Regions from separate parts of the Homo sapiens genome. Here region 1 is linked to region 2. Evidence: chromatin loops called from intact Hi-C (ENCODE). Cell type or tissue: CD4-positive, alpha-beta T cell. All regions are shown on one strand. Links, peaks and the distances in the headings refer to the core of each region. The heading gives the core; the rest is flanking DNA.

Region 1 (16,244 bases), core at 3,601-11,600, 53 kb before region 2:
GCTGTCTTTGCTCTAGCCAGTGTGAACTGTTAAAAACATGGCTCGGCCAGGAACGGTGGCTCATACCTGTAATTCCAGCACTTTGGGAGGCCAAGGCGGGTGGATCACTTGAGGCCAGGATTTCAAGACCAGCCTGGTCAACATGGCGAAACCCCATCTCTACTAAAAACACAAAAATCAGCCAGGTGTGGTGGCGGGCGCCTGTAATCCCAGCTACTCCAGAGTCTGAGGCAGGAGAATCGCTTGAACCTGGGAGGCAGAGGTTGCAGTGAGCCAAGATCAAGCCACTGCACTCTAGCTTGGGTGACAGAGTGAGACTCCATCTCAAAAAACAAACAAAAAACACAGCTCATTCCCTAGATTAAAATTCCTTAAAGGATGCTCTGCGATTGGGTGTCAGCCTCTCTCCTATTATCATCTTTTACACCTTCTCCTCTGCTTTCTATGCTCCAAGAACTAAGTCTTTTGTCTGTTCCTTGAACATGCCTAGCTCATTCCTGTTGCAAAGCTTTTGCAAATTATTTTCTCCTGCCTGGAAGAGTCTTCCCTAAGATCATCACTCAAATGGTTTTCATCTTTCAGTCTCAGCTCAAATGTTTCTTCCTCATAGACCTTTCAGAGCAACCCTATCTATATAGCACTCGACTGCTCTCTGAGTCACTCCAGCCTTACAGGTGGATTTATTTTCTAATGATTAGTACTATCTTAAATGATCTATACTTGTTTATATGCTCATTATCTGTCTCCTGCCACTGTCTCTGAGTTCAGGGACACTGTTTTGTTGACTGCTGCATTCTCCACACCCAGAGTGATATCTGGCACTGAGTAAAGGATCAACAATTATTTGTTAAATGACTAAATGGAAGTCCCAATTCTAAATGATTCATCCCAAGTGCTATACAAAGTGAGCTATAGTAGACTGACTTAAGATGTTTGAGCTGAAAGGGAGCTTCAGATGAACTCCACTGTTCTAGTTCATAGACATGGCCTAGCTGAGGACATCTGGCACCGAGTTTGAAGCAATTCTTTTAAGTAACAGCTTTCCTGGACAGAGTAAATCTAAGAGCCACCATCAGTAATAGACATTATTGAAGGTGATAAGCCTTTCAAGGATTGTAAGGGGCTCAACCACTGGCCATGCTGCTGGTTGGAAGTTGAACAAGACGAAAAGGGACACAGAGTTGAGAGGATCCCACCAGGCAGAGTTCTGGGAACATGAGAGGCAGCCATATCTCCTTTCTCTGTCCAGGATTACCTCTAAGTATCCAAGACATTGTTGAAAGACAAGTATATTTGTAGTTTATAGTGAGATCCTAGTGCTGGTAAGACCAGGGACACTGGACATTTCTAAATCCTGCCTGGACCTTCTCATGACATCCCTGAATGATGTATAAACACAGGACAATAGGTCTGGGAAGCAAGGCACCACTCTATTATTGGCTGGGCCAGGGCTTTGAACTCCAGTATAGAGCTTTCTGGCAAGGTGTAGCACTGAGATTAGGCTCAAGGCCTAACCACCAGATGATACAAGCATACCCCACCATGCAAGAGGAAGAGACAGCACCTGTCTGACCTGAAGGGCTGAACCATATGGAATTCAGAAGCAGGAAGGACAGAGAACAAAAGTTGGCCAAGCAAGTCTGTCTGGGTCCTTTTGTTGATCTGGTCTTATGAAGCAAAGAAACAAGAGAGGCAAAACCATGGGCATGATTTTCTAAACTACATGAGGTGCAAAAAATGCAAAACATAGTTGTTGGCCTTAAGGAGTGTAAAATAGAGTCAGTGAGGAAGATTTATATGCAGAATAGGCAACTTTGAATAATATAGAAGACATCAGTCAGTGTAAACCCCTTGCAGTTAATGGTGTTTGTTTTCTTTCAGTGTCACTAGCTATAATAACTTAAGAGCTCATTTTCTTTTCCCAAGGCCTGGGTCATTAGAGAGACAAGGTTTTCTCATGACCTCTGTCATTTGCCCAGCCCTGCCAAGGTACCTTGCCACAGAGGGCAGGGCTGTGGCCAGGATCCAGGTGAATGGGTTATCCCATTACAGTGCTAGAGTGGGCCATGTTAGGACAAGCAGTCTTCACGACTCTCAGGCTCAAGGAAAATTATATGAAACTTGGAACCCAGAATTGCCTGTTTGTTTTGACAGTGGGCCCTGTGCCCTTCTCTACTCTTAATTTATGACAGTTGCATAGGCATTATGGAAGTAGCAGATGTGGGAAGGACTGTTTAAACATTGACTTTCCTTCTGATACTAATCAAGTTAGTTTTGGACACAGAAATTGGTATGACCATGAATTATTCCTTTAGCAAATTGCGAGTTCTTTTTCCATGGATTTATCATGTAATACATGCACACACACACAACTTTGTTTTCTTTATTCCCTTACTGCTTATTCTGAAGCTGTCATTTTGGTATCTTTTTCCTCTGCTTACTTTGACTTTCTTTGTAATCTTTCTATCTAAGTCCTGACTTCACTCCTTTCCCTCAGACAACTCACTGAAGGCTCTAGTCTGAGTATTCTTAAATCACACTCTGTTATTTTTAAAGTACAATTTTAGCTCTGTCATGTGTGCCATGTTTTCTAAGAATTTATGGGCATATTTACATCAGGATCTACCAGATTTTAACAAAATAATCTTAACTCTTTTGCTAGTTTCATTTATGAGACTTTCATTGCACTATGAACTTCAACTCTAGAAACAGTGGTGACATGGCTTTGATAATTCTGGAGCCTTTTTAACAGTCTCAAGTGAGCGGGATAATTTTAAAACAAGCTGACCTCCCAAGTAGAGTACCTGGGCAGCCCTCTGGCTGTAAGTAAGGCTGTGGTCTGTTCTCTTTTCGGTGTAGGCGGAGGGCCATCCCGCTTCAGAGCCCTCACTTCACACACAGGATGTTCCAATGTGGATGATGCAATTCTTATCACAAACAATCTACAAAGGATTGAGATATGTTTAAAATCATTTCCTGGAGTTTGTGGTGATATGCACTCTTTCTGTTTGTCTAATCTGAAGGCCTGTTGCAAGAACAATCTGAGCTCATTATGTGACTCAAAAACCAGAGAGAACTGCAATCTCTCTGTGTGATGAGGACTGACTGGGAATTAGGGTATTTCCAGTTGTAGAAATGTCTTTCATTCTAACAAGGACTAGTGCATTCTTTTTCCTTAAAGAGAGAGGAGAAATAGAAAGAACAAGTGTCATAGCAAAAAATAAAAATAAAAAAAATCCACCTATATATGAGCTTATAGTTTTAACTTTTTAATTGAGAAAAACTTTAATAAAGCTCTACATGTGTTATGAATATAGCATTGTCATCCACAGATGTGCCTATAGGAGAACTTTAAATAAAAAAAAAAGTTTAATTCTATAACAGACATCAAAGATTATGTCACGTGATACTTTGATAATAACACCACCTGGTATTTATTGAGTACTCTTTCCTTGCCAAACATGTAATACCCATAATTACTCTAGGAGCTTTGCAAAATTATTACCCCCTTTACAAATGAGAGGAGTGTGACTCAGAAATGTTAAGTAATTAACCTAAGATTACAGAGCTGATAATTAATAAAGATAGGGGAAGCTAATGCAAAATGAGACAAAATGTTCCAAACGTACATATTTTTGTAAGTATCCAAGAAGGAGAGTGACAGGATGTAGTTGGCATTTATAAATAATATTTAAATTTTATTTTAACATAAACTTTATGAAGTAAGAGAAACTTTCAGAATCTTGAATGAAAAATTCTGTTAGAGAATTTCCAATGTTAGCATCATTGGCTTTACCATCAGCTGTTTCCTGGGCAAAGATGATAGTTACCATCCATCTTTTCATCCTATCATAGACAGGAATTTCTTGTATGAATATACTCAGGAGCCGGAGCACAAGGGTTTTACCCTCAGCTTCCCCACCACTCCCTGGGTGACTTTGGGAAAGTCACACAACTTCTCTGGAGCAGAAAGTATGCCATCCTTATCAAACTGGAATGTTATGAGCACCTTGTGTGAGAATAAAAGTAAAGCACTTCAGGGCTGGGCTCGGTGGCTCATGCCTGTAATTCCAGCACTTTGGGAGGCCAAGGCGGGCGGATCACTTGAGGTCAGGAGTTCGAGACCAGTCTGGCTAACATGGTGAAACCCCATCTCTACCAAAACCATAAAAAATTAGCAGGGCGTGGTGGCAGGCACCTGTAATCCCAGCTCCTTGGGAGGCTGAGGCAGGAGAATCACTTGAACCTGGGAGGCAGATGTTGCAGTGAGCTGAGATCATACCACTGCAGTCTAGCCTTGGCAACAGAGGGAGATTCCATCTCAAAAAAAAAACTGGGTCCTCCCTACCTCTTCCTATCCCCTCAACCAATTCTCATCTGTCATGGATGAGCTTCCATGCATATTGGATTAGCTTCATGAAGTCCATTTCTTCTTCTTGGCCAAGAATGCTATTCTATTCCAATCCTCTTTCCAAAATAATCATGTCTTTGTCTTTTATGATATAGCCTTTTAAATATTAGCCAATTATCATCCTTTATATCTCTTTCAAAGATAAAAGTCTCTTACCATTAGGTTGTCCTGGCAGTGCCATTTAACATGCCAACTTCATTTATTCACAGAGTTTGCTTATATCTTATTTAATTAAATTAATTAATTAATTAATTAATTTGAGACAGAGTCTCAGTCTGTCACCAAGGCTGGAATGCAGTGGCTCAATTTTGGCTCACTGCAACCTCTGCCTCCTGGGTTCAAGTGATTCTCATGCCTCAGCCTCCTGAATAGCTGGAATTATAGGCATGTGCCACCATACTAGGCTAATTTTTTTTTTTTTTTTTGAGACGGAGTCTCACTCTTTTGCCCAGGATGGAGTGCAGTAGGGCAATCTCGGCTCACTGCAAGCTCCGCCTCCTGGGTTCATGCCATTCTCCTCCCTCAGCCTCCCAAGTAGCTGAAACTACAAGCGCCCACCACCATGCCTGGCTAATTTTTTATATTTTTAGTAGACACGAGGTTTCACCGTGTTGGCCAGGCTGATCTCGAACTCCTGGCCTCAAGTGATCCCATCTCAGCCTCCCAAAGTGCTGGGATTACAGGCGTGAGCCACCGAGCCTGGCCCTCCTTTTATTTTAAATTCATAACATAAATATTCCTTTTCTTCTTCCATTCAATTTTATTTTTTACTCATAACTTAGTCCAGTGTTTGATTCTATAAAGACATTAGAAATCCAACTGTAATATATTCTTACACTTTTATTTTAACTTTAAATACTTACTGTTAAAAATTTTATAAATACTTATTATGCTATTGCTGTACAATTAAGCCATCCTCAGCACTATTAATACAGGTATCCAAAGTGGCATGTCTCATCTCAACAATGACAACCCCCCAAGAGGCGGAGGTTGCAGTGAGCCAAGATCACGTCACTGCACTCCAGCCGGGGCAACAGTGAGACTCCAACTCAAAAAAAAAAAAAATCTATAGTAGGAAGGACACTTTAAATATCTCCTGATTTGCTTCTTCGTTCCTTCACTCTGGATACAAGTTTGTGTGTGCACCTACAAACACATGAATACATACACACCCATTGTTTGTGACTTGCACGTGGGAGAGATATGTTGCTCCAGAATGTCTGCTGTGCTTTAATGATCTATAAAAATCCTCCATGCCTCACCAACAAGTCTTATAATTTTAAGCTTTCCTCTGTGGTAATGTGTGAATATCTGTTTCTGGAATAAAGTTCATTTACAAAGGTGACTGGGACTTACACACACACCTTCCTAGTATCTAGTTGTCTAAGACATTTACATCCATCTAACTCCATCTAAAGAAGGATCTGGGGAATGCTAAGTGGCACAAGTGGCAACTATTTATTAACTTGCTGTGCCCCATATGATGGGAAAGCAAACAGTGCTTCTCTAGAAGAGTTCTAAGGGAACTTAATATGGTAAAAAGAACCAGCAATTTTGAGCAAAAGGGCAGGGGTGCAGATATATAGGTTTTGCTTTCACTTAGACCCTTGAAGTCAGTTTCTTTAAATGAAAACATAAATAGTTATACACTTGACCTCACAGAGTGTTTATAAGGATCAAAGGAGATAATGCACATAAAAAATGCTTTATGAGCTATAAAGCAGTTTACAAATGTTGCTATTCCAGTTTTTATCATTGATGAAACAACCATCTGCCAAAGCACCTAGTTGAAAGGTACTAGCTCATGAGCTTTGATTTGCAAAATGTGATGGTCTTAAAATTATCCCCCTCTCTCCCTCCAATAGCCAAGAACAGGAATTTGTATCATCACAAGGCTTTAGGGTTAGTATTTTAGCTTTTGATTTTAAATTCAAGAAAACTGCATGTCGGATGAGAGGAAGTAACATAATTAGTTTTTATTGATTATATTTCTTCTAGTGCCAAAGCCAATTTCTGGAATTTTTATGAGACAGAACAGTAAGCTTAAGATGTTTTAGCAATAGTGAAGTCAGTGGACTCTTTATCGTGAAACGGAAAGATGCTGAGGATCTAGCCATCCCGCTAACTGAGGAGACAATGTGGAAGCCTAAGAAGTCTGAGGCAGCATAATGAGGCCTAAATACTAAAATTGCCTTTCAATATATGCCAAAGAATTTAACTATTAAATTTATGATAGCAGTATTTCCAAATAAAACCTAAAAAATGAAATGACTCTTTTTACCTGTCTTCCTTCTTCCCAGAGACGGGCAGCCTTCACGGGTGAATTCTTTCCATCACAAATTCATTTTATGTTTACCAGCAGAAAGCAGGTACCATTTAGAGCTCACCAAGCACCTTGTGTTGTCCGTGGCCTGGAACTAAACAATATAAGAAACAATATTTATATTTATATACTATAGACTTGGAAAATTTTTACGTGCATGTAGATACAATAAGTTTCTAATCCAAAGTAAAATATCCCCTTGGATGGCTCATAGACCTCTCAAACTTAAAATATCTCACAGTGAACTCTTGAGCTCCCCCTATCGCAAAATCTTGCTCTACTGACAGCATCCCCTTTAATCTGATGGTAGTGACTAGTTTCTTTTAGCTTCTCAGCCAAACACCTTTAGGCTGTCTTTGACTCGTATTCATTCATTCATTCATTCATTCATTCATTCATTGAAAGACCAACTCCTCAAGAAGTCCTGCTGCCCCTACCATCACACTCTATCTAAAACAAGACCACCTCTTACCACTTTCCCTTCTGCCAGCCCTGTATGAGCACTCCATCATCTGTTGCCTGGATGATTGCAGTTGTCTTCTAAGTACTTTACATGACTCACCTGTGCTTCAATACAATGATTCCCAACAGTGTGGCCTTCAAAATTCTTCTACAATATGTCAGATCACATCATGCTGTACTCAAAACCCTCCAATGGCATTCTCATTTCCCTCAGCTGGAAAGCTGAGGCCTTCTATTAATCATTACGTACAAGTCACTACATGATCTATCATTACCAGTAGGACTACCATCTCCTTCCACTATCCCCCTCACTCATTCTGTTCCAGCCACAGGGCTTTTGCATTTGCTGTTCCCGCAGCCTAGACTATTCTGCCACTAGAGTCTTAAGGTTTACTCTTTAACCTTCTTCAAGTTTTTACTTAAATATTACCTTCTCAGTGAGGCCTTCCCTGACCATTCCGATGAAGATTATACTGCTCTCCACCCCACACTCCTAACTCCAGCCTGCTTATTTTTCTCCCAAAGCACTGATCACTACCACTATATGGTTTACTTACTTATTACATTTACTGTCTATTTTCTCCCACTAGAATGTAAGCTCCTCAGGCTAGAAACTTTTTTACTGATTTATTCACTAGTATATCCTCAGTACCTAGAATGAGGTCTGGTACATAATAGGTCTGGCCACCACGTATAGACTCACAGATTGTATACTGCACAAGGCCTGGACACACCATTCAAGGAATGGTGTCCCCTGGGGTTGTGTACCATTTCAGTCCCCAAGAGCCCAATAAACATTTGTTATAAAATTGAATAAAACAAAATGTTTTGCCCTACTATTTTAAGTACATCTCTGTCAGTAATCTCTGGTAAAATCTCTAGTATTGAAGAAAACACTTGGAGAATTTACAGACTCACAGACCAAAGGAAGATATTTATAACAGCCCCTAGATTGTGGGTTTAAAACTGTCCTACCTACACCACCATAAATACTGCTTGCTAACTAAACAAAGTATTTTGAATTCCACTGGAGGTAGGCAAATTGGCTGTGTTTTGAAAGTCTACATAATCACTATTTTCCCACAAGATAATTGAACAGTAAGTGTTATTTAAAGTAGTCTTGGAAGAATTCCCAGTTTCACTGGAGGAAAAGAAAAGTTTATATCTTGGGATTTTGTTTTGTTTTGAGAATCAGCACACATGCCTGTTCATGCAACTCTTTTGTCTGGTTGGGATTAAATTAAATCCATTACTTCAAAGAGGTTTCGCCATACTTCAACAGGTATACTCACCAACATATCCAATTTCCCACCTTGGTAACAGTTTCTCTTGGTGTGTCTCTTCCTGCACGTAAAATTTCATAGAGAAATATAACAGCCTCCCTCATCTTCCTGTCTGATTAATTTAAGAATGCCACAATTTTCTTGGAATAGCCTCTTGGTGATGTCCTAGCCTCTTCTTATGAGGGTGAGTTGTCAGGAACTAGGATTTCACCGAGGCCTTAGGGTGTGAATGAGGAGGAGAGTCTGCTGGAAATGTTTCTAATAAAGAAGGTAAGCAAAGGTCAGTGACTTCTCTGTAGTCACCAACATGACCTGTAGCCTACTTATTAATGTGGTTCACAATATTTAAGAAATGAGTCATATATGATGAGGAAACCCTTGTTCTTCAAGAGTTACCAAAGTGGTCTGGTTTTCCACTATTTTCTATTGCCTTGTGTTAAGAGTTTAAGATAGCATAATACTGTCAGAGATGTATTTGCATGTATCTTTTAGGGAATTTCAAGTGCTTCCACATCCTTCTTGTTAAGTGCCACACAACTGCACAGATGCTTACTTTTCTCTTCTTTCTGATTAAATTAGAAGAGCTGCAGTTTTCACAGAGGTGGTCATGATGTTATGACCCCTCCTGTGCTGCAAGGTTATCAAATCCTGAATTCTTAGAAAAGGTGGTAGGAGGTGACAGGGAGAGTGTCCAGGGAGTGCTTAGTTGAGAGAAAAAAACCAAACAGTCTTCTCAGGAAGAAAATAGCTAGTTGTTGCAGCTTTGCTACCAGAGGCTCTGATAAAAAAAAAAAAAAACAGTTAAATTTTAGATCAGACACACTTCTCTGTTGTTTCTCAGCAAGCCTCTCTCGGGCTGTGGTGAGGATGGTTGGAAATGTGCATAATAGAATCACCTGAATTTGGTATTTGCATTTGGTATTGTCTGAACATACCCTGTTCCTACCTGTCATTGGGTTTGTATTTGGTGTTGTCTGAACATGCCTTGTTCCTACCTGCCATTGAGAACAGTGTAGCCTAGGCCCCACAGTATGGATGTACCCTCCCAGGACAGCTGTGCTTCGTGTCCAGTCTGCAGCCCCTTCATATATCACACAGCCACACACCCCTTCACATAAGTGTGGCCTGACTCCCTGTGTCTGGTTTCTAATCCATGCTAGTTCTAGAACCCACCTCATCTGCTAAGATCATTTTCCCAATCTGGGCCCTCTGCCAGGACTTCCTGCAGCTAAGAGGAAGGACACTAGCCTAAGCGTTAAGAACCTGGGCTTCCGCACTTGGTTTTCACTAGCCATGGGAACATGAGCAAGTCACTCATCAATCTGTGTCTCAGTGATTCCATCTGTAAAATGAAGTGTAAAATGGGGATAAGATCATCCCCGGTGGCCAGGCACAGTGGCTCACACCAGTAATCCCAGTGTTTTAGGAGGCCAAGGAGGGTGGATCACTTGAAGTCAGGAGTTCCAGACCAGCCTGGCCAACATGATGAAATGCCATCTCTATTAAAAAAGTGCAAAAGATAGCTGGGCATAGTGGTACATGTCTATAATCCCAGCTATTCAGGAGGCTGAGGCAGGAGAATTACTTGAACCCAGGAAGTGGAGGTTACAGTGAGCCAAGATCATGCCACTGCACTCCAGCCTGAGTGACAAAAGACGAGACCATCTCAAAAATAATAATAATAATTTCTGGCTTCTTCTGCAGATGAAATTAGATAATCTTTGGAAAGGCTTACACATAGTACCAGATGTTGTAAAATTTACTATAATTAATAGGAATTAATTAATGAATGCCAAGGGGCAGAGCCACACTTCCTATGATAGTTCCTTGCTATAAGGTGCTATTTTGTTCTCTACATTTACTCCATAGTAAGCTTTTGTTTGAGAAAAAAAATGCCAGTTTGGTGCGTAGTAGATACGCAGAGGCTGAGAAAGGAACAGATGACACAATAACACAATGGTAACAGAATGTATAATGCTTCCCTCTCAACTTGGTTGATTTGTTTTTTTTACATTTACTTGGACCAAACAAGCAAAAATACATGCTCCCCAGAAGAACAGAAATAAGGATTTTCTTTGGGAGGTGGAGGCGGGCGGATCACCTGACGTTAGGAGGTTGAGACCAGCCTGGCAAACATGGCAAAATCCCCTACTAAAAATACAAAAATTAGCCAGGTGTGGTGGCGCGGGCCTGTAGTCTTAGCTACTTGGGAGGCTGAGGCAGGAGAGTCGCTTAAACCCGGGAGGTGGAGGTTGCAGTGAACCAAGATGGTGCCACTGCACTCTAGCCTAGGCAACAGAGTGAGACTCCATCTCAAAAAAAAAAAAAAAAAAAAAAAAAGTAAGGATTTTCTGCTTAACTTTTCCTTAATCAGGAAACTCTTTTTTAAATGATAGCATAGAATCATCCATTCATTTGCTTGTTCATTTGCTGTTGTTTTTTTTAACTCATTTGTTCAACAAGTGGTTATTCATTGCTACAGGCACAGAATTCCTAGCCCTCATGTACCTTTCCTCTCTAGTGAGGGATTTAGTCAGTAGGAAGGCAGCTATGGGGCAATATGATTTTTTTTAATGGGATGTGGAAAGGTCAGAGGCTATGTAGGTACTTAGGGTTACCTCGAGTTAAAAGAGCCGGGGGACTTCCTAGAGGAAGTGGTGTCAAACAGGAGATCAAACTAATGAGTAGACATTGCCAGGCAAGAAACAGCATGTATGAAGGTTTAGAAGCAACAGAGACTCTAATTTGAAGGAGAAGCTAAATTCGATATGACTGAAATGTGATTTCAGGAAGACACATAGAAAAAGCCAGGGTTAGAGAAGAAAGAGTCAGATTCTTTCCTTTTTACACTTTAAGATATGTCCAGCATGCAAAAATCAGAGTTAATGCTGTGTAATACTACTATGAAATGAAGACCTGTACAGATGGAGAAAATCAAGGCTCTGGAAGACAATTTTCTTGGTACCGACTCTATAAGATTCCTAATTTCTTCTGAGCTATCATGAATTTGAAAGACATCAGATATGCTCAAACACGCGTTCCAATTCTGCACTGGTTCCCTCCCTTCATTAAAGTGGCTATTGGGACTTACTAACATCCAACATTCAGATTTCTATCTTTTTCAAAAGCCTTAACCTATCTGCCTGGTATTATTGTAAACCTAACTATGGTAATATTTTAAAAGGTAAATTATGGTAAATTATTAGCTCATAAGAAGAAAAAATCTTTCAACTCTAACGTTAAGGCTGACTGAATTAAAGTGTGCTAGAGTGTTCTATCTTAGTTTGAGAATAATTTTATAAGATGAACGAGGAGAGAACTTATTAATGAACTATTAACTTTCAAAATAATCTGCATTTTCCTTTTTCCCTAAGTGTTCATGCTATTCTGTCTGCTAATACTTCAGGTTAAAACCTTCATCCTTTGGTGTCCATTTTTGTAACCTTGGACCATTTTAATGTTTTTTCTACTGGTAAACTAGATCATATATTCCAGGTCATTTGGATTTTTATTTTACTTGTCACATATATCTAGTTTTACTAGATTTAGAAGACAGCAGTCTGCTTTAATCCTTTTGTATCTACCGTACCTCAACATGGGGCATATGTTGTTTAAATGATAATTATAAAATATATATACAGAAGGCTCATGAAATAATTTTAGTTTCTTTGATATTTTAACCCTTCCCAATACTGACATGAAAAAAAATGGAAGCAAATATGCTTCCGTATTAATTGAATGCTGCTGAGTAACCTGCTGCAGTTTCTAAAGATCAAACTGATACCTGGGCTCTTTCTGTGCAATCTTCTGTGGTTCTAAGTGTCAGGTGAGTGCTTCTGCAAGAAAACCCATATTCTCTAGGTGAAGTTCTGAAGGAAATGAAACTAACCGAAGGAAGGATGTAAACACCAATCTCATCCTGTATTCTAGATATATGCACTTTGTTACACATAAAGATAGCTTGTAATGTATTTGTTCTGTATTTTTGCTAAGTATCCTCTCATAAAGACAGTTAGCATAAAGCCACTAAGATAAGATATCTGCTCTCTAAATGAGTCAACATATGAAAATGCTTAGGGCATAGAAAGCACTCAGCAAAGGCTAGTTGTTGTTCTTGGTTTAAATTTGGTTTCATTCTTTAGAGCTGTGCTGAACAATACGTAGCCACGAGCCACATGTGACTACTGAGCACTTGAAATGCTACTTTTCCATATTGAGATGTGCTCTAAGTGTAAAATCTACACTGAAGTTCAAAGACTTAGGAAAAATGAATGTCAAATATCTCATTACTAATTTTGATATTGCATGCTAGTTTGGATATATTGAGTTAAATAAAATATATTTTTAAAATTAATTTCACCTGTTGCTTTTTATGTTCTTAATGTAGCTGGCTACTAGAAAATTTGAAATTATATATGTGGCTAATATTCGTAGCTTGCATTATATTTCTATTGGACAGCATTGCTTTAGAGAGACTTTCTAGGGTGTGTGGCAATGCAGCAGTGTTACAGACATTGATCAAAGCTCTTTATCAGCTAAGCAGAAAGGCAGCAGGTCAAATCATAGCTGAACAAATATAAACTGTTCACATTGAAATTTAAATGTGTTTTTCACTGTTTGTGATCAGGTTTATCTTTAAGAAACTATACTTAACACTTTGTGTCTAATAAAAAAAATGTGTTTCTAGGTTACTGGTTGGTTCACCCTGGAGTGGCTTTCCTGAGAACCGAATGGGAGATGTGTATAAATGTCCTGTTGACCTATCCACTGCCACATGTGAAAAACTAAATTTGCAAAGTAAGTTTAAATTTACTTGCAAGGCATGTGATTTGTCTTAGACTCAACTGAAAAATAACATCAGAACAATCATTGTTCTGTCTTAAAGAAATACAGACAGCTTTTTTTTGCCCTTATGTCTTTAGTAATATGGGGCACAATCATATCCAAATTTCCAAAACAGTTTGGAGACTTGACTTAACAAGATGCGTGGAAAATGTGCTATCTCCTGGACCATTTACCTATAGACCATGGACTGGTTTCCATCAACATTTAGAATAATTTTGATGATTACTTGCAGAATCAAGGCTATCCTTGAATCCGAGGCTATCCATATTTCTTTCTCTCCTCTTTGCAAAATAAACCATTAAGTTTGGAAACATCAGTACAAGGGCTGAGTTTGGAGGCACCAAAAACACTCTGTGTTTCTTGTTATGTCTAAATGATGGCATTCTAATAAAACAAATCCACAATTTGGAATTATTTGCTGTTTTAATTATCCCCATCTCAGATGCCTCCTATTAATGCCAAAAATTTACTAAAGGTTCAAGGGTAGACAGCTAAATGAGTGACATTTCCATGTAATATGCTGATACAAGTAAAAAGTCACTCAATTTGATCATCATTACATCATCAGCAGCAGCAGCCTAAAAAAACAGCCCTGAGGAATCACGGAGTTCCTCTGAAGAATTGAGGCATGAATTAGAAAAGAGTGTTGTGAAAATCAAGGGAAAGAAGAGTTTCAAAAATAGTGATTAAGACTTGGAAACAAGGGAAGTGGTGTTTCTTGCATATCTCTGTAGACCTAATATCTAGAATAATTTATGGCACATAATAGGGCTCAATAAACATATTTTCAGTGAAGTAGAAGGAATATCAGTAGTGTCAAATGCTACAGAAGTTGAAGGGGATGAGGACTGAGTAAATGTCTTCAGCTTATTTAAGCAGGTTGTGGGTGATCTAGATCAGTGATCTCCAAATTTTTTGAACACTCAGTATATATATATATATATTTCTAATAACACAAATATATACATTTGGAGTGAGTGTTCAAAGCTTTATTATATAGTCCAAAAATTTTAGTATATCACCCCTAACATTTCATATCACCCTTAACTTCTGAACACTCATTCTTAATGTATATATTTTTATTATTTTTAAAGCTATATACATGTACTGGCCTATCTTCTCAATAATACCTTCACATAAAAATAAATTTTAAAGAATAACAACATGCCCATAGAAGTTCTATTATTTTCTGTCTTCACTCTAACAGATCATATTTTGTGTAACTTACTCACCTAGAGGATAAATCCACCAGTGTTATGGGGAGAAAATAGATAACAAAGAATTTAGGAGTGTGTCAGTAGTGAATGTACAAGGAGTGAAAGTTGACCTCCATTTCCAGAAGTTCAGCAGTGAAGGGGGAGCTGGGAAAAACAATTCTATGGGATAGCAGTGTGAGAAGATTTTTCTAGTAAACAAGAGATGATACTTTTTGTAGGGAACATGGAGGCAGCAGTAAAAAGGGATGATTTGTCCAGGATAGAGTTAACTGATTAAAATTAATGTCATTTGTACCTGAGAAATAGAGTCTTAAAAAGAGTTCTTCCTTCTCTAAGACACAAAGGAAGGAGAGAAAAATTAGGAGTTCTAAGAATGATCTTTACACAATGATTAGAGAAACTGAGATTACCCTGGAAGTCTGATTCATCTTCTCTGCAGTAGTCGTTATTCACTGAGTGATGGGATCTGAGTTGAGGTTGGAGGCTTGAAAAGAAGGGGTGAACTTGGCTGGGCATGGTGTCTCACGCCTGTAATCCTAGCACTTTGGGAGGCCGAGGTGGGTAGATAGCCTGAGCTCAGGAGTTCAAGACCAACCTGGGCAACATGGTGAAACCCCATCTCTACTAAAATACAAAAAATTATCCAGGTGTGGTGGTGTGCACCTGTATTCCCAGCTACTTGGGAGGCTGAGGCAGGAGAATTGCTAGAACCCGGGAGGCAGAGGTTGCAGTGAGCCAAGATCGCTCCACTGCACTCCAGCCTGGATGACAGAGTGAGACTCTGTCTCAAAAAAAAAAAAAAAAAAAAAAAAAAAAAAAAGAAAGGTGAACTTTTACAACAGTCACCCTGGGAAATAAGGGAAGGAATCCAATTAAGAATAAGTGACAGAGGCAATGATAGCTTGGCAGAGATGAGAAACATGACTGAATGATGGTATTACTAAAGAGAATTGCAATGTTCGATAACTCAAGAATGGATACAGTGGTTGATGCCCTAGGTCAGTGGAAGACAGGAGGTGGAGAGATTTATTTAGTATATTATATGACTCGTCTAATTTCCTTTTAACATTCACCCACTATTGCTTTGAGCCAGATTCTATCATAGGGCATTCTTTGATAACACTTCAAGGATATTTTTACTGACCCAGAAAAAAAAAAAGGCATTAGATAGAGCTACTGTGACTTTCAAAAGAGAGGCAAAAATGATGTCCTCAAATGTGTTTTGTTTTGCTAGAATATTGTAAAAAAAATCATAATTAAACATCTATAAGTCATACCCTCTCCAGAGCCCACTCCTTACTGTCTTATGCTCTGCAGCCTCACACATTAATGTGCGTTACCAGATCACTGAAAGCATCGCGTTTCCCCACACTTCATTATATAACTCAAGTACCTATATTGATGACACTAAATTCAATGCTACATGCAAACATGGGTGTGCCTGTTTTCTTTTAATATCTTTAAGTAAACGAGGAATTTTTAATCACTTTTAAAAATTGTTTTCCCTTTGAAAGCTTCAACAAGCATTCCAAATGTTACTGAGATGAAAACCAACATGAGCCTCGGCTTGATCCTCACCAGGAACATGGGAACTGGAGGTTTTCTCGTGAGTGTTTACTTTACAAATCATTATTCCTCTCAAGAAAGTACATAGACAGTAGTGTCTTCTCACCATCCCTCCCAATCTGAGGATTTAGATGTTT
Region 2 (14,640 bases), core at 6,641-14,640:
AGAAGAAAAAAAATGAGTCTGGAAATAAAAGGAGAAAGTAAAAAGAAATTGAAAGAGATCCGTGGTTCTCAAACTTGGGTGTGCATTACAATCACCTGGAGGAATTGTGAAACCACAGATGCTGGGCTTTATCTCCAGCGTTTCTGATTCAGTAGGTCTAGGGTGGGCCTACACATTTGCATATCTAACAAGCTCCCAGGTGATGCTTATGCTGCTGGTCCAGGTGCCATACTTTGATAACCAATAGGCTAGATCATAGTTAAGTAAACAACTGGGCTTTGTGCATAGTTATGTGTCTTGGGTAAGGGATACTTGATATATTTTGAAGGCAAATGTTCAACATTAACCAACAGAGCATTACTATAAAGGAAGGTATTGCTGTGGGTAAAAGTCTTTGGCATATAATTATTATGCCAATTTATCCTCAGAGACCACTTCTGTTTGAGTTTACCATTTGTATACAAATCTGTACAGTAATACTAGGTAGTATCTAAAAATATTTTTGAACCAAATTCTATTTACTATTAGTAAGCGATTATTAATCTAAAGATTACTACCAGTTAAAGATAAATTAATTTGTGAAAGAATAACTATTTTATATTGTAATTAAAGTTAAAGAAACTTTGGAAAGTAAAAAGAATTTATCCACTATCCTAAGCCAATACCATTTTATTTTTGTTCATTTCTCACTTGTTTGTTACATGGTTGCAACTCTGCAATTTTGTGATAAAAAAAATCTTTAGAAGAATCTTTATGATCTAGATACTACAATAGAATTTATAAAATGTGGATGGTATTTGGCAACTACATTCTTTAATGGGGCATCTATTCAATTCGCGGTAATAACATTCATAGAGTGTGTAATAAGTATACACCAGCCATGGTATCAAGTGCTTTACATATGTTATCCCATTTAGTTCCCAGATCGGTTATGAGCTTGGTATTATTATTCCCAGGGATGTTATTTAAAATATTTAAATAACCAGTAGTGTATGAGCCCTGGCCAATTAGAACAGAAACCCCCACCCATGAGAACAGATGCTGTACCAGTGCCCTGTGCCAGCACATACATACTGAATTTCTGATCATCTTTATTTTACAAATAAGAAAAGCATAGAGAGGTCAAGTTCCTTGCCCAAGCCACACTGCTAATCAGCAGCAGACTGGGACACAACACTCCGGCAGCCCAGCTCCACAGATGGCATTTTTAACCATTTATACCACATGTCTCACAAAGTCACAAATTACTTACCCATTAACATTGTAGATGTTGAGTTTTTTTCCATTGAGCCATTTATGCCCAGTGTTCCATTATTGGCGCACTAAGCATGTGGGAGTTACTTATATCCTACTGCTCAAGGTCATTGCCAAGGTATGATCGAAATTTCAAAAAAATTGCAACCTCAGGCATAAATGCGTTTTAAGAGGTGAGACACAGAGACCTGAAGTGTGACTATAAAGTAATGGCTGACTTTCATTTGGACTCAGTCTTACCACCTCGTAGTTGCCCTTCATCAACACGGGGTTACTGGTGAATTTCCTTGCATCATGTACATCCTGTTGCAGTACTGGCACATTTTATTCTCTACATAGGTAACAACAGGAAGTGTTCCAGTAAGCATGGCAACTGTAATCATCCACATCCCTCAGTATACCAAAGAAAAGAACCCACTGATGTACCTAACTGGGGTGCAAACAGACAAGGTAAAGATTAAAAAATTGCCTAAAAATGTGTACTTTCAAGATGTAAATAACCCATGAGATTAGGGTGATCATGTCTGACATTTTACAGATGGGAAACAGATGGTAACTCCTATGCAGCCTGGGTGCCAACTGACTAGCAGTTAATTTCATATTAGAAAAAATATTGTTACAAGAAAACAAATGGCTGAGTCTAGGGAATTGCAGGTGGCAGAAATTATTCCAAAAACCCCATTTTGGCCTGGTGAAGATCTGACTTTGACAGGCCCTGTGAAGGCTGGGAGGTAAGGGGCTGGACCTATATGGGGAGCATAGCAGGTCTTCACAGCTGTGATAAGGAGCTGGTCTTCAAGCAGCCAGCCTGGACTTTCGCCTGGTAATACTCAACCCTGGCTGTTCATTTTAATCCCTCTGTTCGCTCTTTTAAATAACAGTGCCCAGACCTAACCCAGGCAATTAAATCAGAAGCTCTAGGGGTAAGATTCTTACACCAGAGTTTTTCTTTAACCACCCCCACTCCATCCACACCATGGTTCTAACACGCAACCTGGGCTGAGAAGCGCTGCTCTAGCCAAACCTCTTGACATTGGCTCATCTTCAGTCCAACAGTTGTATTATTCAACAGTTGTATTATTTCTGTAGTGTGCATAGGAGGCTACAGAAAAATCAAAATCCTAAAATGTTCCAGAGAAAATTACCCTGAATTATTCACAGTGTTTAGCTATTGCAGATTTGCCTCATCATATGTGGGCTATAAAAACCTAGCCCACCTCATCAGTTCACATCAGGAGCATTTAAATACTTGATGTTCACCTAGAGATTATATGAAGTGTGGCCAGGTCAGTGGCGTTGAAAGAAGCCTAACAGCCCTTCCCAGACCCCTACAAGTGACAGTAGGATTTCCTAACATGTTGAAAGGAACATCATAAACTGTTTTGCTTCTGAAGTCTGATCGGGTGTTCTTCTTTTATAGGCTGGTGACATCAGTTGTAATGCAGATATCAATCCACTGAAAATAGGACAAACATCTTCTTCTGTATCTTTCAAAAGTGAAAATTTCAGGCACACCAAAGAATTGGTGAGGACAAGTTAACGTGTGAAAGCTCCCCTCATTCATTTATTTCACCTGTGATCAGGACGCTGCTTTTCTCCTACCAGCTGATATCATAGAGCTTTCTTATTTTGCCTTTGATGCTTATATGAGTCAAGATTTAGAAAATATTAGGTTGGTGCAAAAGTAAATACGATTTTGAAACCCACAATTTACGTTTGCACCAACCTAATATGTGGTCAAATCTAGGTTACTGGAATTATCTTATGCCACTTCTTACAAAATATAAGTTCCAGACTTTATGACATCAGAAAAACTCATGTGAAGCTATTGTGTTTATGCGTTGTGCACTTTGGAAACAAGGCAAAGAGCTGTGAAGGAACTAGCTGTGTGCTACAGAGGAGAAGCCCCTTAAATCCCCCTTCCACATAATACTGATGTTTTTTATTTAGCTGTGAAATATGCTGCTGCACTTCTCTGTTTTTCAATATTTTGTTATTTCCTGTTCTCAAGCTATGCCTGCTTCTTTGGGAAAGAGACTAGTCTAGCATCTGGCATGGTGCTCGGCACATATTAAATATTCAAATAAAGTAAACCTTTAGTAAGCAATAACTCCTAAACAAACCTCAGCTCTCCCCTATGAACAATATTGGAATTCTCCTGGTTTTCTTTAATTGCAGTTGTTTTATTTTGTGAAGGATGGGGAAAACAGGAAACCAGAAGAATAAAATTATTTCTTTTAATGTGTATTAATCTACAAGTAGGTAAATGCATGCTGTAACTGAAGTGGGCCACGCTACCTTTTGGCCTTGAACATAGGCCAATGTGTCATAGATTTTCAATTAATGACTTCATTTTTTAATGCAGTTTTACATTCATGGAAGAATTGAGTGGAAAGTACAGAAGTTCCCATATACCCCCTGTCCCACACAGCCTCCCCCACTATCAAAATCCCGCACAAGAGTGGTATATTTGCCACAATCGATGAAACTACATTACTATATCATTATCAACCAAAATCCATAGTTTACATTAGGGTTCACTCTTGGTGTTGTTAAAATCCACGCTGTGGAATTTGACAAATGTAAAATGACATGTATCCACCACTATAGTATCATACAGTGTATATTCACTGCCCTACACATCATATGTGCTCTGCTTATTCATCCTGCCCGCCCCACTAGCCCTTGGAACCACTGATCCTTTTTCTGTCAACTTGTTTAAAAACCTAGGGAGTCTATAATTAGGTTTAATGACAAATTGTAGTACATTTTGTGCATGTTTACTAATTTATTTAACTAGTACATTGTTGCTAAACAAGTTACAGTTTTGGGGGGGGTTGGTTTTTAGGTTTTTTTACTCTTAGAAATAGTAGTGCAATAAACAGGCTTGGGGTACTTTGTTCCACATATTGCTGATTATCTCCTGAGGCTATCTATACAGACAGGAAATGGATGGGGTAAAGAGTGTGCACTTGGTACATTTTGAGATATAGTCCCACAATCCCTTGAAGGAGGGCGGGAGAGTTAGAACTACTAATAGCTCATGAGATTGCCTGTTTCCCTAGGTGTGTCCCAGCACTGAGTTTTATCTAGCTTTAAAATTTTAGCATTTATTTTTTAACTCTTACTAACTTGCTCTCTCTTTTACCTTTGACTCAATACTATAAGAACTGCAGAACTGCTTCCTGTAGTAATGTTACCTGCTGGTTGAAAGACGTTCACATGAAAGGAGAATACTTTGTTAATGTGACTACCAGAATTTGGAACGGGACTTTCGCATCAGTAAGTATCAGTTTTATTTGTTAGATTTATCAATAGCAAGGAAACATAAGTCTGCACTGACAAGTTCTTCCCCTTTGACAAAATAAGTATTCTGGCTAATGTCTGCAATGGCCAAATAACCCAGAGCATTTTACCCTGAAAGGCAGCACACTTCCATCGCTTTCCAATGCCCATCCAATTTAGCAGTGCCTCAGAGTCATCTGGGATACTTGTGAAAGGGTCTGTTTCTCAGACTCCATGCGACCTACCACATCAATGGGAATGGTGTCAGGGTCATCTCTGCGGCCCTGGGCTACAAGGGGCAGCCTGCTTTGTCCCCCTCTAGGGGTTCCTCCACTCTCCATCTTCCCAGTCTCCTGTGCCACACCCAAATCAAAATGTCTGTGTCTCTGTCTCACTCCTTGAGCTCTCAGTTAATTGTATGATTGATCTCAAACCACCTAGTAGATGAATCTAGCATAAAGATATGTCTTCCTATATTACAGCCAGGTCATCACCCTGCTCTCCTGTTTTACCCTTTTCCTGTTGGGAGAGCCCAGTGGGCACATGACTTTCTAAATCATCTCAATCCCCATGAAAGTTTGAAGAAAAAGCCAAAACAATGTCATTGTTTTTTTCCATATGGCAACTGTGAGTCTGCTCTAGTTATATTTGCTTTCAGCAGGGATTTTGGTAGCTAGAATTTCAGTCTGGCATGAAAAAATATAAGGATAGACAGGCCTCCTTAAACTGGACTGCTTGTGTGGCTAGCATTCCTTTTACTGACATGGGCTCCAATTGAGGAAGAAAAACAGAAATTAGTCTGAAACCTCCTGGGGATCTTTGTAGCTCTTACTAGATTTTTTTTTTCTTTTTAACAAATAAATCAGTTCCCAAGGTGCTTACAACCAAACGCTACTCATTTTTTTTTCTGTTTATCATTTCATGATCTCTCCAATAAATCCACTTCCTGCTATAGAGTTTTGTAAAACTGGAGAACTCAGCACCCTCCAAACTCATCCCTGGAGTCAAATATAAGCAATATTCTTGGACAAAGACATAGAAGAAAACGGAATAGTAAAAGTTAGAACAAAATGCAGAATTGGGGGAATGGGGAAGTGAGGAGTTGAATATTTCTTCTGGCTTGCTTGCTTGCTTTTACTTTGTTTTCTTGTTAGTTGCATTTGCTTTCAAGTCTTCAGGACAATTCTAGGTCCTTTAAGACGTGAAGCGTGCCGTTAGTTGTTATCACCTTCCCAGCTGCTGCAGTGTGGTGCTCAGTTTTGCTCCATTGGTTCTTGGCTCCTTGGATTTGAGGAACAAATGTTTTCATAGCAAATTTTGCCAACTGGAAGGAACACTGACTGTTGCACATCAAAATGCACACATGCCAGCTCTGTAAAACACATTTGGATTTTCTTGAGTTTAAGACTACATCACTTTAACTGTGAAACTTTTTAAAGTACCTTCCCAACGATCTTCAGAAGCAGTTTATTTCTGGGAGTAAACTTCCTAGAAAGTGTAGTATTTATGCTGCTTTAATGTGGCTATGGTGGTTAAACTAAGAAAACACCCTTGAGATGTCAAGGTATGTCAAGTGACATACAAGGATTGTGTCAAGTCCTACATATCTTCCTCCTTCATGAAAAGTCAAATGTTTATCCTCACCTTGCTTCCAGCAATTTAAGCAGCAAAGTGGATGTTTCTCAGACCACTTAGGAGATCCAGTCTGAAATATGGATCTCATTTCCTGTATTTGAACCCATTAATGCACTGCCTTTTGTTGCTACCCTTTCTCTGATGTAGTGCAAGGCAACTTAACATTTCAAGTAATTTCATTACAAAGTGATTGATCAGGGCTCCAAATTGATGATAGAGTTGCTGCCATTTGTAGGGAGAAGCCTTGTTGAACGCTAGCAGGTGCGTTACTTCACTCTCCAGATGTGTGTGGCATGCTTACCTCTACTTGTTAACCCTGCAGGATATTGTATGCCTGTGAGAAGGGCCTATTTTGAGAATGCTATAAGAAAAATTCTTTCATCTTTAGTCTTTGGGGATTATGAAACCAGCATTTACTTAACTGCTGCTTTTTTTCTTAAACTTAAACCATTATCAATACTCTTAATGTTTCCCCCAATAATATGTTTAAGAGACTGGTGAGCATGGTTAATTTCTGATCCAATCATCTATATTGAGAAAATTAACAGTAACCAGAGACTGAGCCAGTGGAAAGGAAATAAATTGCTCAGTTTTTGGAAATACATTCTTTCTGGCTCCCAGATATTGTTTAGCAAATTACCTCACAGAGTATGTCCAATAATGTGCCCTAGTAACCAGAAAAACTGAGTCCTAGTAGCCACAGCATGTGAAAGCAGCTCTAACATCTAAGCGCTGCATTCCGCTTCACAGTAGCATCAGACCTAATGTAGAGAAAATAGTGAAATATACACATCAATAATGTTTCTATTGAAAAAATAGACTTTTTTTTTTCCCCCAGACAGAGCCTTGCTCTGTTGCCCAGGCTGGAGTGCAGTGGCTTGATCTCAGCTCACTGCAACCTGTGCCTCCTGGGTTCAAGTGATTCTCCTGCCTCAGCCGAGTCGCTGGGATTACAGGTGCCCACCACCATGCCCGGCTAATTTTTTATATTTTTTAGTAGAGTCAGGGTTTTGCCATATTGACCAGGCTGGTCTTGAACTCCTGACCTCAAGTAATCTACCCACCTCAGCCTCCCAAAGCGCTGGGATTACAGATAGAAGCCACTGTGCCCTGCTGAAAACTAGGCTCTTTTTCTGTAACTAGATGGAGGAATGAATGTAAAGTTATTTCGAATTAGTAAGTTACCAGTGACATCAGCATAAAATATCCTTCCTATATACCTGCCCCAAATTAAGTATTATTTGATAGAAACACTTAGATAGGAAATCTGAAGTTATACTGATGTGATATAACAAGCTGAAAGGTTCAGGGCCATGGGTGGTCAAGTTCAAGTGCACTTTTAAACACTATCATTTTACACACATGTACCCAGAAGGAAAGTTCTCTTACCTTTTAAATGTTGGTTTTCCATTCCATTGTGTGACTTATTCAGGTAAGTATACAAAGATGCCAAGTTTACAATTTTCTCTCATGTCACAAACTTATTTTTTAAAAAATCTGAACTGTGATCTTCCCAGTTAGAAATATTCATTTTTAAATCCTCACTTTTCAACCCAGTTCTCAAGTTCAGATCTCCTCAGGGAGATATTTTAACCTACTCATGTCTGGATCCCACCCCAGAGAGTTGATTTGTGGTGGCAAGGTGCAGACAGACATGTATTAAAATTACCCGAGGTATTTCTGACGGGCAGTCCTGTTACACAGCACTGGTTTAAGCACACACAGATTCTGGATGGGTCTTCAGAACCATTTGCTCTTGTCACATTCCACCAGGAAATAAATACATAAATCATAAGCATGCCAGCTTCTCTGCATTTGCTGCTGCTACGATAAAACATATTCCTTATTCTTATGTTCCAGTCAACGTTCCAGACAGTACAGCTAACGGCAGCTGCAGAAATCAACACCTATAACCCTGAGATATATGTGATTGAAGATAACACTGTTACGGTGAGCATATCACACCCTTCCCTGTGAGCCTCAGGGTCTGTGATGGCATTCCACTTCTAAAAGCCTGGGATAGTCACTCTTCTTACCTACATGTATGTAGAAGTATCTTACTAAAACTTTAAAGATCTGATGTTTATTATGTTGAGATTTTGGCGAGGGTGTGTGCTACTTAAAAAGTTCAGTGATACACTTGCCTTCCTCCATGCCCCCCACTCATGTCAGCAAAGCTGGCTTTCCTAGAGGTGGTGATCCAGTGAGAAGTACAACAAAAGGGGCTCTATGTTCTTTGGGACTCCATGGTGTCTCTTCTCATGACTAAGCCAGCAGCACCAGTTCTTCCTTTCTCCTCCTGCTTACACAAAATGGTCTGGAGCTTAGGCCACAAAACTTAATCATGCTTATTTAAATCATAAATTGTATTTTGAAAAATTTTTAAAGAAAGGTACTGAAGCATGCTTAATAAATAATGCATTTATTAGAGGGTTTTAAAAAATAGTTCTCCTTACAACTAGACACTGACACTGTGTGGCATGTCCATTCATTAGATCTTACATTCGGGAGGACTATAAATGGTCCCCTTGATAAAAAAAAAAAAAAAAGCTTTTACAGAGAAATGTACTTTCACAGAAAACAAAGGCTCTCTGTTCTAAGAGCTGGCATGAGATAATTTTCCTCTGCACTGACTCTGGTTAGAATATGCCATGTTTAGATACAGTGGGATTTCCATGCCCAGCTAATCTGCTGGCAGAGCCCTGAGCATTTTCCTCCCAGTGCTTGTGTTAGGAGTTGAAAGCCAGTTTAAGAGTCTGCCCCCAAGGCCAGCTTGGCAGTTGGCCTCAGTCCACTCCTCTGGCTTGGTCAAAAAGTTATGGCCCCATGAACTATGGGCCTCCTCACTCCATGCCTGAGAGTGAAGCTCACAGCACTGGAGCCCCACTCTTGTCCAAGGGAAAATGATTCTACGCAACAGAGCACACTTCTCTGCCTCTGGTTTAGGAGCCTCAGTGAAAGCCTACACCCTCTCTTCAGACACTGGGGCCTGGAAAATCAGAAATAGAGCCAAAGGAAATGCAGACTTCAAATTCAAAATGCTATGAACTTAGCATAGGGGAGAAGTATTATAGATTTTTTTTAAAAGCTCATTTTAGAAAAACATAGTGTTCAGACAATATGTGAAACTCTACTGAAGACTGTTTTTAGAAAGCAGTATTAAATATATCAATTGGAAATTCAAATGAACAATTTTAATAAATCCATTAGATTCCTCTTTTATTGGTTTCCTCTGAGCAATACTAATAAATAACAGAAGCCAATTACTAGGTGCAAAAGTAATTGTGGTATTTGCCATTAAAAGTAAAGAAAGGCTGGGCACAGTGGCTCAAACCTATAATCCCAGCACTTTGGGAGGCCGAGGCAGGCGAATCACCTGAGGTTGGGAGTTCGAGACCAGCTTGGCCAACATAGTGAAAACCTGTCTCTACTAAAAATACAAAAATTAGCTGGGTGTGGTGGTGCACGCCTGGAATCCCAGCTACTCAGGAGGCTGAGGCAGGAGAATCGCTTGAACCTGCGAGGCAGAGGTTGCAATGAGCTGAGATTGTGCCACTGCACTCCAGCCTGTATAACAGAGAGAGACTCTGTCTCAAAAAAAAAAAAAAAAAAAGTAAAGAGAAAGTACTTTTAATGGCAAAGACTGCAATTACTTTTGCACCAGCTTAATATTACTCAGTTGTGTCTATGAAAAATTTTTTAATCTAAACAATAATTTGGATAAATTTTTGAATAAGGTATGTAACCTAAATAATAACTTCACATGTTCCTAAGTATCTGTTAATTTATTTGAATGCCTGGCCCACTTAAAAATCTGATCCACAAAATGCTATAGTCATGGGTCCATAGGGATCCGTGGTTCCCTGGGTTAGAAAGCTGTGGAAAAGAGAGAAGTAGGCTTATGACTGCCATTAAGCAGTGAGCTACAAGAATTTATCATCACTTTATTCATAAATTGATAAAGCCTTACATTTTAGCTCTTGAAGATACAAATGAAAGGAAATACAGTCACCAAGGCCAGTTGCAAGTTTAGCCCAGCCCATAAATTTATGACAAAAAGCAGCTCATCTGCCATTGCAATTTAATGTTACATCAAGTAAATAAAACACATATTATCCTCTTCTTTTGCTTCTAAATACAGCTCTTTAGGAATATTTTCTAAAGAGAATGCTTGAGACACTTTCCCCAATTAATTAAATTTCCCCTAATTAATTAAAAACTGAATATACAGTTTTACTGTTAACACTCAGGGCAGCCATTCCATTACAGCATCTCAAAGATTGCCAGGAAGCAGATACAAAGAATCCTAAGTAGCCTGAAGGACAACGTTCCCACTGAAAAGGTCAACTTGACCCTTGAGATATTATTTCTACTTTTCCAACAATATCAACTTGGAATGAGGTTTAAGTGAAACTAGTATTTTAGACACCCAATACAAAGCTGCTGTTTCATCACCATGAAGTTGGGTTAAAGAGTTTCTTCGACTCCCTTCCCCAAAGCTGTTTGCTTTCACTTGATGATGCTTTCACTTGATTTGAATGTATGCCAGAAATGGAAGTTTCTATTTCATAAGTAAGATAAGCATCTGAGATTGTCAGGCATGATGTAGCCACAAGACACTGATGTAGTTAAAGCGGAGAAACTAGAAAAGTTGTATTTTTTAGCTGGTTGGACTTTGCAGGAAGATTTTCTCTAAAATTATTCTGACAATGTTTGAGATACGCCATCATGAGCAAGTCTTGTCACCTTTCTAGAGCTGTAGACCTTCACTTACAGAATTAGAGAATTGGACTAGACCATCTCCCCCCTTTTTTGTGGTATTAAAATAACTCAACTGTGAACTGACATTTCCAGATTCCCCTGATGATAATGAAACCTGATGAGAAAGCCGAAGTACCAACAGGAGTTATAATAGGAAGTATAATTGCTGGAATCCTTTTGCTGTTAGCTCTGGTTGCAATTTTATGGAAGGTAAGAAAAGCTTTATATTTTAAAATACAGGGCTCCTGAAGGCCAGCCTTGAATTTGCTTACAAAACATCAACTTCAGGTTTTATATGGTACCTTCTCTATCACAAGGAGAAAAGAAATGCAAATTTGTTTATAATTTCTTACTCATGTCATTAAAAACAACCAGTAAGGATTTTTCTTCTTTTAAACCTTCCTTTCATCCAGAGCCCTGAATGTTTTGTTCAGCTTCAAATAAGTAGACGCTGAAAAATGTAGCTTTATGCAATGCAGCTGAGCTCTCTGGATATAAATTTCCTTCTAGCAGGTGGTAGATATCAGGTCATCAGTCTGCACACCTCCCTTCAGAGCCTCAGGGATTCCCAGAGGTGCATCAGAGGACGTGGGCAGCCAAGGGGGTCAGAGGCACCTTACAAAATAAGCCACGGGTGGTAACATTCTTATATCATCACCTTTACAGCTCGGCTTCTTCAAAAGAAAATATGAAAAGATGACCAAAAATCCAGATGAGATTGATGAGACCACAGAGCTCAGTAGCTGAACCAGCAGACCTACCTGCAGTGGGAACCGGCAGCATCCCAGCCAGGGTTTGCTGTTTGCGTGAATGGATTTCTTTTTAAATCCCATATTTTTTTTATCATGTCGTAGGTAAACTAACCTGGTATTTTAAGAGAAAACTGCAGGTCAGTTTGGAATGAAGAAATTGTGGGGGGTGGGGGAGGTGCGGGGGGCAGGTAGGGAAATAATAGGGAAAATACCTATTTTATATGATGGGGGAAAAAAAGTAATCTTTAAACTGGCTGGCCCAGAGTTTACATTCTAATTTGCATTGTGTCAGAAACATGAAATGCTTCCAAGCATGACAACTTTTAAAGAAAAATATGATACTCTCAGATTTTAAGGGGGAAAACTGTTCTCTTTAAAATATTTGTCTTTAAACAGCAACTACAGAAGTGGAAGTGCTTGATATGTAAGTACTTCCACTTGTGTATATTTTAATGAATATTGATGTTAACAAGAGGGGAAAACAAAACACAGGTTTTTTCAATTTATGCTGCTCATCCAAAGTTGCCACAGATGATACTTCCAAGTGATAATTTTATTTATAAACTAGGTAAAATTTGTTGTTGGTTCCTTTTAGACCACGGCTGCCCCTTCCACACCCCATCTTGCTCTAATGATCAAAACATGCTTGAATAACTGAGCTTAGAGTATACCTCCTATATGTCCATTTAAGTTAGGAGAGGGGGCGATATAGAGAATAAGGCACAAAATTTTGTTTAAAACTCAGAATATAACATGTAAAATCCCATCTGCTAGAAGCCCATCCTGTGCCAGAGGAAGGAAAAGGAGGAAATTTCCTTTCTCTTTTAGGAGGCACAACAGTTCTCTTCTAGGATTTGTTTGGCTGACTGGCAGTAACCTAGTGAATTTCTGAAAGATGAGTAATTTCTTTGGCAACCTTCCTCCTCCCTTACTGAACCACTCTCCCACCTCCTGGTGGTACCATTATTATAGAAGCCCTCTACAGCCTGACTTTCTCTCCAGCGGTCCAAAGTTATCCCCTCCTTTACCCCTCATCCAAAGTTCCCACTCCTTCAGGACAGCTGCTGTGCATTAGATATTAGGGGGGAAAGTCATCTGTTTAATTTACACACTTGCATGAATTACTGTATATAAACTCCTTAACTTCAGGGAGCTATTTTCATTTAGTGCTAAACAAGTAAGAAAAATAAGCTCGAGTGAATTTCTAAATGTTGGAATGTTATGGGATGTAAACAATGTAAAGTAAGACATCTCAGGATTTCACCAGAAGTTACAGATGAGGCACTGGAAGCCACCAAATTAGCAGGTGCACCTTCTGTGGCTGTCTTGTTTCTGAAGTACTTAAACTTCCACAAGAGTGAATTTGACCTAGGCAAGTTTGTTCAAAAGGTAGATCCTGAGATGATTTGGTCAGATTGGGATAAGGCCCAGCAATCTGCATTTTAACAAGCACCCCAGTCACTAGGATGCAGATGGACCACACTTTGAGAAACACCACCCATTTCTACTTTTTGCACCTTATTTTCTCTGTTCCTGAGCCCCCACATTCTCTAGGAGAAACTTAGAGGAAAAGGGCACAGACACTACATATCTAAAGCTTTGGACAAGTCCTTGACCTCTATAAACTTCAGAGTCCTCATTATAAAATGGGAAGACTGAGCTGGAGTTCAGCAGTGATGCTTTTAGTTTTAAAAGTCTATGATCTGGACTTCCTATAATACAAATACACAATCCTCCAAGAATTTGACTTGGAAAAAAATGTCAAAGGAAAACAGGTTATCTGCCCATGTGCATATGGACAACCTTGACTACCCTGGCCTGGCCCGTGGTGGCAGTCCAGGGCTATCTGTACTGTTTACAGAATTACTTTGTAGTTGACAACACAAAACAAACAAAAAAGGCATAAAATGCCAGCGGTTTATAGAAAAAACAGCATGGTATTCTCCAGTTAGGTATGCCAGAGTCCAATTCTTTTAACAGCTGTGAGAATTTGCTGCTTCATTCCAACAAAATTTTATTTAAAAAAAAAAAAAAAAGACTGGAGAAACTAGTCATTAGCTTGATAAAGAATATTTAACAGCTAGTGGTGCTGGTGTGTACCTGAAGCTCCAGCTACTTGAGAGACTGAGACAGGAAGATCGCTTGAGCCCAGGAGTTCAAGTCCAGCCTAAGCAACATAGCAAGACCCTGTCTCAAAAAAATGACTATTTAAAAAGACAATGTGGCCAGGCACGGTGGCTCACACCTGTAATCCCAACACTTTGGGAGGCTGAGGCCGGTGGATCACGAGGTCAGGAGTTTGAGACTAGCCTGGCCAACATGGTGAAACCCCATCTCTAATAATATAAAAATTAGCTGGGCGTAGTAGCAGGTGCCTGTAATCCCAGTTACTCGGGAAGCTGAGGCAGGAGAATCACTTGAACCCGGGAGGCAGAGGTTTCAGTGAGCCGAGATCGCGCCACTGCACTCCAGCCTGGGTGACAGGGCAAGACTCTGTCTCAAACAAACAAACAAAAAAAAAGTTAGTACTGTATATGTAAATACTAGCTTTTCAATGTGCTATACAAACAATTATAGCACATCCTTCCTTTTACTCTGTCTCACCTCCTTTAGGTGAGTACTTCCTTAAATAAGTGCTAAACATACATATACGGAACTTGAAAGCTTTGGTTAGCCTTGCCTTAGGTAATCAGCCTAGTTTACACTGTTTCCAGGGAGTAGTTGAATTACTATAAACCATTAGCCACTTGTCTCTGCACCATTTATCACACCAGGACAGGGTCTCTCAACCTGGGCGCTACTGTCATTTGGGGCCAGGTGATTCTTCCTTGCAGGGGCTGTCCTGTACCTTGTAGGACAGCAGCCCTGTCCTAGAAGGTATGTTTAGCAGCATTCCTGGCCTCTAGCTACCCGATGCCAGAGCATGCTCCCCCCGCAGTCATGACAATCAAAA

Evidence for each region. A loop is a pair of places that touch in the nucleus more often than their neighbours do. Peaks named below come from ENCODE experiments on the same cell type or tissue, not always from the same donor. Only the 100,000 strongest peaks of a DNase experiment are listed, where the experiment ranks them.
Region 1: it touches region 2 in a loop (3-fold over the local background); 9 of 110 quality-filtered maps call a loop at or near these places.

Annotation. Positions count from the first base shown.
Region 1 is chr5:53,028,946-53,045,189 of GRCh38, forward strand. It overlaps ITGA2 (integrin subunit alpha 2), which reads left to right. Exons shown (of 30, transcript NM_002203.4): 3 at 13,167-13,276; 4 at 16,056-16,147. It overlaps LOC124900974 (a long non-coding RNA gene), which reads right to left and starts at 6,823. Exons shown (of 2, transcript XR_007058767.1): 1 at 6,693-6,823. RefSeq lists a silencer at 12,545-12,634. In CD4-positive, alpha-beta T cell, for the core only: no CTCF peak of the experiment used is centred there; no DNase peak of the experiment used is centred there.
Region 2 is chr5:53,078,918-53,093,557 of GRCh38, forward strand. It overlaps ITGA2 (integrin subunit alpha 2), which reads left to right. Exons shown (of 30, transcript NM_002203.4): 25 at 1,594-1,704; 26 at 2,675-2,779; 27 at 4,423-4,536; 28 at 8,035-8,124; 29 at 11,029-11,145; 30 at 11,602-14,640. The coding sequence ends at 11,682. Among named protein-coding and RNA genes, the nearest start is that of MOCS2, 24 kb to the right of the region's middle. In CD4-positive, alpha-beta T cell, for the core only: no CTCF peak of the experiment used is centred there; a DNase peak (open chromatin) is centred at 10,724.